2 separate regions of the Homo sapiens genome follow, and region 2 is linked to region 1. A link is an interaction called in ENCODE POLR2A ChIA-PET data of the cell type or tissue named here. Cell type or tissue: MCF 10A. All regions are shown on one strand. Each heading gives the region's core, and the rest is flanking DNA. Links, peaks and the distances in the headings are about the cores only. Region 1 holds the start of LOC124903318 (a long non-coding RNA gene). Region 2 overlaps DLGAP5 (DLG associated protein 5).

The links. Peaks named below come from ENCODE experiments on the same cell type or tissue, not always from the same donor. Only the 100,000 strongest peaks of a DNase experiment are listed, where the experiment ranks them.
Region 2: POLR2A ChIA-PET joins it to region 1 with 11 read pairs; 13 of 35 experiments call an interaction of 5 or more read pairs at or near these places.

Annotation. Positions count from the first base shown.
Region 1 is chr14:55,101,773-55,104,692 of GRCh38, reverse strand. It overlaps LOC124903318 (a long non-coding RNA gene), which reads left to right and starts at 1,364. Exons shown (of 3, transcript XR_007064178.1): 1 at 1,364-1,552. RefSeq lists an enhancer at 1,248-1,542 and a cis regulatory region at 1,018-1,696. In MCF 10A, for the core only: no CTCF peak of the experiment used is centred there; DNase peaks (open chromatin) are centred at 1,342 and 2,312.
Region 2 is chr14:55,151,524-55,154,443 of GRCh38, reverse strand. It overlaps DLGAP5 (DLG associated protein 5), which reads left to right. Exons shown (of 19, transcript NM_014750.5): 16 at 1,797-1,854; 17 at 2,503-2,749. Among named protein-coding and RNA genes, the nearest start is that of LGALS3, 24 kb to the right of the region's middle. In MCF 10A, for the core only: no CTCF peak of the experiment used is centred there; no DNase peak of the experiment used is centred there.

The DNA.
Region 1 (2,920 bases), core at 254-2,753:
GTGGCAGATTGAGAAGATAGCTAAAATTTCCAGTACAGTTAGCCAGCCCCCAGCCAAATGTTAGGTTTCTTTTCTGCTCTATTCCATAATGCTATACAATATGCTGGATTTAGAGAGGATATGCCCGCCTTCAGGAAGGCATGCCTTCTGACTGTTTTTCCAGAGGCAAAGATGAATTTTTATCTCACCATCCACAACCACACGTGGCCCTCATTGCTTGAATGAGACATTCCAGATGTCAATGATACCGTACACAGGCCCCTGATAGAAGCATTCCACACAACTGGAGGTGCTAGCCATCCTTGCCTTGTAGAGAAAATGATCAGAATGTGAGTGGAGCAGGCCAGTCACCCTACTTCCTGCTTCCACCACTATAGGAGCAGAACATAAATGTGTCAAAGAAGGGAAGGAGCTGCTCTTGCCTTGCTGGGTTTCTCCTTCCTTCTCTTTTCTGTTGCTCCCAGCCCAGCTCAGGAAGTAGGAGAAAAATAACCAAAGGCAAGGAGACAGAAAGCATCTATTTCCCCATTCTTTGACCACAGGAGTGAAAACAAGTGTCTCATTGCTAATTAAATGTCAGGTTGGTGATGTCCTGGTGGGGTGGTGTGTACACTTTGGAGACAGGTGTGGCTGTCACACCAGGGTGTTAGTCTCAGTGTTTTTCAGTGGAAGCTCCCCAACTTGATCTGTCTGAAGCATTTACTCATAGGGACCAGAATTTAGGTCTCAGGGTCCAGTGTCCCCTTTCAGATCATGACCTCAAAGAAATGGTTTTGAACTGCAAGGAAAACAAGCCAGGCTACCAAGGCTTGTCTGTGAGTCTTCAGGTGCCAGGAAGCCTGCCTCTCAGGTGCTGCTGATCTCTAATAACCTGGATTTTCGTCTTCCAGTTTCAGAGATCTAAACCACTCATGCCCTGAAAATATCTCAATTCCAAAGCATTTCTCTTTGCCTGGGTAAACTGGGGTATAAACAGCTACCTTCTGCTTTGATAAATTCTGTTCAGCTAGGAATTCGAAGACACCAGAAACATGGAAAAGACTTGCTGAGAAGTCACTGCCCCATAACTTTTTCCTGATCTTAAGGGTCAGCCCAGGGCTAAGCTGACCCTGTATAGCACTGACTGGCCTTATGTGCTGGCACTGGGGCTGCATTCACCTTTATATTTCACGCTCACAGAGTAGGGAATGCTTCTGTGAACTGGCCTTGAAAAAGCTTTACAGAATCCACAGTCTAGATGTTCTCTGCCTGTCCTGTTTGCCTGTTATGTTTCAAGAATGTGACCCGACAGCCTCCACACCCAGATGACTCAGCCCTAGCTTTAACGAGTGTTTTTGAGGCCTTTCTGGGGCAGGGCCTCTTCAGTCATGTCGGCCAGGTGCTCCCCAGGCTAGCACTGCCCCGCCCCTGCGTGATCCGGGATGGGAGTTTGGAAACTGCTCCCCATAGGCGGCCGGAGAGGAACGTGAATCTTTGTCTGTTTCACTCCTCAGCAGCTCACTCTTGGCCCCAGGAGGAAAACGAGAAGGTTAACCAGGCATAACCCGGAGGTGTAAGTCAGAGGTTAGGAAAAACGTTATGTGGTGGGATTGGTTTTAGAGCTGGCCACCTGGCTTCCTGTTGCTTTGAGAAAAAGACAGGTTGATATCAACTAGGGGTTGTGTGAAGAAGCCTGTCTTTTAGCTAATTGGCCTTTGATGTGTGGGACATTCAAGTTGCTCAAAAAACGAAGCCAAAAAATCAAAAATGGCTAAGCTCCTGGGGGTAAAATGGAAGAAATAAATAATACTTAGCAACTCAGAGATTCTCAGAGACTGGCTAAAAAAGAGATGGAGGAGAAAAAAAGATTCCTGTGCTCTAGAGCCATGACAAAACTGGATAAACAGCCTCAGAAGAGATATTAATGAGTTATCTTTAAATGTGTGCTCCTTTTTGAAAAGGAATTGCTTAGGGAAGGTGTATGTCTTAATTACTACTCTTACTAAATGGGAAAACTTTAGCCGATTCTTGCTCTTTGGTAAAGATGATTAGGTGTTAAAAATTCAGGCCTCCTTGCAAAAATGCAAATACACTCCATTTATTAGTGAGCTGTAACAAAAGCAGACTTAAACAATAATTTTTATGAAAAGAGATGAAATGCAAATGCAATTCACACATTCACCAATGATTCTTCGGTTTGCTGCACGTTGTCTGTGAATCATCTAACACGAAACAGCTGTAAGGCCTCTCTGCTCTAAGGACATAATGAGTTCTGCCAGGAACTGCAACCCAGCTTGTGGTCTAGTTGTTGACAGAATTTGCATAATACGTGCTCTTGCCAACCAGGCCTACCCTACAGGGTCGCTATTCATGCCCTCCTGCAGGCCCTGGGTGGACGTATTTGGGGCTGGCTCTGGCCCCAGCAGGAAGCACAGGCCTCCCGGTTGCTCTTGCCAAAGTGTTGCCTGATTCCTGGCCACACTCATAGGTTTGTTTGCTTTGTTGGAGGAGGGCCTTTTAATCTGATATAATTTCAATGTTGCAGAAAAATTACAAGAACAATGGAAGGAATTCCTACAATCCTTTATCCAGAGTCACTGATGGTTTCCATTTTTGTCTTAACATTCTCTATCCATAAATATGTATGTGTGATATATATATGTATATATAGCAACATTTAAGAGTAAATTGTTGGTTGAGCACAGTGGCTCATGGCTGTAATTGCAGCACTTTGGGAGGCCAAGGCAGGAGGATTGCTTGAGGTCATGAGTTTGAGACCAGCCTGGGCAACATAGGGAGACCCCTGTCTCCACCCAAAATAAAAAAGTTAGCTGGACGTGGTGGCATGTGCCTGCGGTCCCAGCTATTCAGGAGGCTGAGGTGGGAGGATCACTTAGGCCCAGGAGGTTGAGGTTGCGTTGCAGAGTGAGCCATGATCGTG
Region 2 (2,920 bases), core at 318-2,817, 50 kb before region 1:
TCAGGATACTAAATGGTCACGTTTAGTTGGGTAAATTCTGCAGCAGTAAGAAGAAAAGAAGCAATATGGTATCCTTTGGTGCTAAACATACTACAACTTTGGTGCTCAACAGTTCTGAGCTGAGAAGAGCTCTGTGACTTACTAGCTATGCAACTTTGGGGCAAGTAATTAATTCTCTTTAGCTTCACTTTCATCATCTACAAAGCAGCAGTGCTAATGCCTCCCCAAGGTGGTTGAGAGATGGACACTTTTTACCAGGCTTTGTAGAAAGTACCTTGAGATTGTTTTCTTGACAGATGGCAGAGCATATTGAAGGGGGGGGAGTTAATGTGTACTGAACAACTGTTATGGGCTAGATATGCTTCTAGATTTTTTTGTTTGTTTTTTGGAGGTGGAGTCTCACTCTGTTGCCTAGGCTGGAGTGCAGTGGTACGATTTCGGCTTACTGCAACCTCTGCCTCCTGGGTTCAAGCGATTCTTCTGCCTCAGCCTCCCGAGTAGCTAGGACTACAGACACGCGCCACCACGCCCAGCTAATTTTTGTATTTTTAGTAGAGACGGGGTTTCACTATGTTGGCCAGGATGGTCTTGATCTCTTGACCTCATGATCTGCCAGCCTTGGCCTCCCAAAGTGCTGGGATTACAGGCGTGAGCCACCATGCCCGGCCTACTTTGTATATCTTGTAGTTTACTATTGTTTGCTAAGAAGATTCATAATTGCATTTGAGTCATAAGTACTCTTTAAAAATGTTTTGGATTCCCCAAAACATCCTCAAAGGGCATCATACAAATAAGCAACTTTGTGTAATAAAGGCAAAGTAAAGCTGGACACTAGAAAAATAGAGCATATCTTTTTTAAAAAGTAACTTGAAAGAAGTGGAGATAAATTTTTTTTTTTTTTTTGAGACGGAGTGTCGCTCTGTTGCTGAGGCTGGAGTGCAGTGGCACTACCTCGGCTCACTGCAACCTCCGCCTCCCAGGTTCAAGTGATTCTCCTGCCTCAGCCTCCCAAGTAGCTGGGACTACAGGCGCATGTCACCACGCCCAGCTAATTTTTTGTATTTTTAGTAGAGACGGGGTTTCACCATGTTAGCCAGGATGGTCTCAATCTCCTGACCTCGTGATCCACCCGCCGCTGCCTCCCAAGTGCTGGGATTACAGGCGTGAGCCAAGGCGCCTGGCCAAAACAGATATTTCTAATAAGATACAAGCTAGTAACTTCAGGATTAGAATACCTTGTATTCTAACTCAATTATTGTCTAGCTGGAGTTAGCTACATTTACTTGTTAACAAGCAGCAGACTTAAGAACATTGTAACTCCTGTTCCGCTTTTTGAACTTTCGGATAAAATTATAGAAATAGTATGATTGAAGTCAAGTTTCTTAGCAGGTACCTGGATTAACAAGTAACGAGTAAATGTAGCTAACTCCAGCTAGACAATAATTGAATTGTTGCTTCTGTCTCCAGAAGTCACCTTCTTTTTGACTTTTCTTTAATATATAGCTCTGGATTTGGCTGAGATTCAGAGTATTGCTGGTAGAGCCACCTGACCCTGACTGACCACCATGGTAACAGACTTGTGAGCTTTCTGGGGAAGAATGCATTTAGTTTGTAAGGCCATCCTGCAGTAGCTATAGTCCAAAACTAATCTATCTGGATCACGCCTGATCTTGCACCAGGCTCCATGTTTGATCCATTCCCTAAACTAATTGCCATCATTAAAGGAAAGACTCAAAATACAAGTGAAACAATAACAATATGTTTATGAGTGTAATGCTGCTTTTTTTCTTCTTTAGGAGCAGCATAGAAGATGCTCAGTGTCCTGGATTACCAGATTTAATTGAAGAAAATCATGTAAGTACAATTCCAGTGTGGTTAGATAGCCCAGTATGTCATATGTTTATATCATTATAGAAAGTAACTTTGTAAAGCATCCCCAGAATTTCCGTTGGAAATCTAAATCAGTCATGTAGAATTGTAGTTCTTGTTTCAATGACATTTGGGTTGTTTAAAACCATAGTGTCATTTTGTATTCTTCAACTCATATCAGAATGAATATGGAACCAGTGAACTAGAGCAGAAATCAGCAAACTTTGGCCCCTATTTTTACAAATCATATTTTATTGTAATAGCCACACATTTGTTTATGTATTCTATCTGGCTGCTTTTGCAATACAGTGGTAGAGTTGAGTACTTATGACAGAGACCCTGTGACTCACAAACCTAAAATATTTACTATTTGATCTTTTACAGAAAATGTTTGCCAGTCCCTGAGCTAGAGTATAGGTACTTGCTGAGAAACTTGCCTTCAATCATACTATTTCTATAATATTATCTGAACTAATTGTTGAAGAAGCAGGATAGTAGGATTTATAATGTTCTTAAGACTGTGTCCGGGATGTCATCCTTCTGTTTTTCTTGTATTTAATAGCAACAAGACTTTTAAAATTTGTTCCAAGTAATTAAATTGATAATTAAATATAATGCCATTTTTACTTCCAGGTTGTAAATAAGACAGACTTGAAGGTGGATTGTTTATCCAGTGAGAGAATGAGTTTGCCTCTTCTTGCTGGTGGAGTAGCAGATGATATTAATACTAACAAAAAAGAAGGAATTTCAGATGTTGTGGAAGGAATGGAACTGAATTCTTCAATTACATCACAGGATGTTTTGATGAGTAGCCCTGAAAAAAATACAGCTTCACAAAATAGCATCTTAGAAGAAGGGGAAACTAAAATTTCTCAGTCAGGTGAGATATTTAAAATATATTTAAACGAGCCTTTATTAAAGAAATGAACTTGGATTAAGGTATAAATTATCCTATAAGGTCCATTTTACATTAGATCTAACTATTGAGGATCCTTCATTGTTAGTGAAGACCCTGAATTAGAACAATTCCCTCAAGATTTTTTTTTTTTTT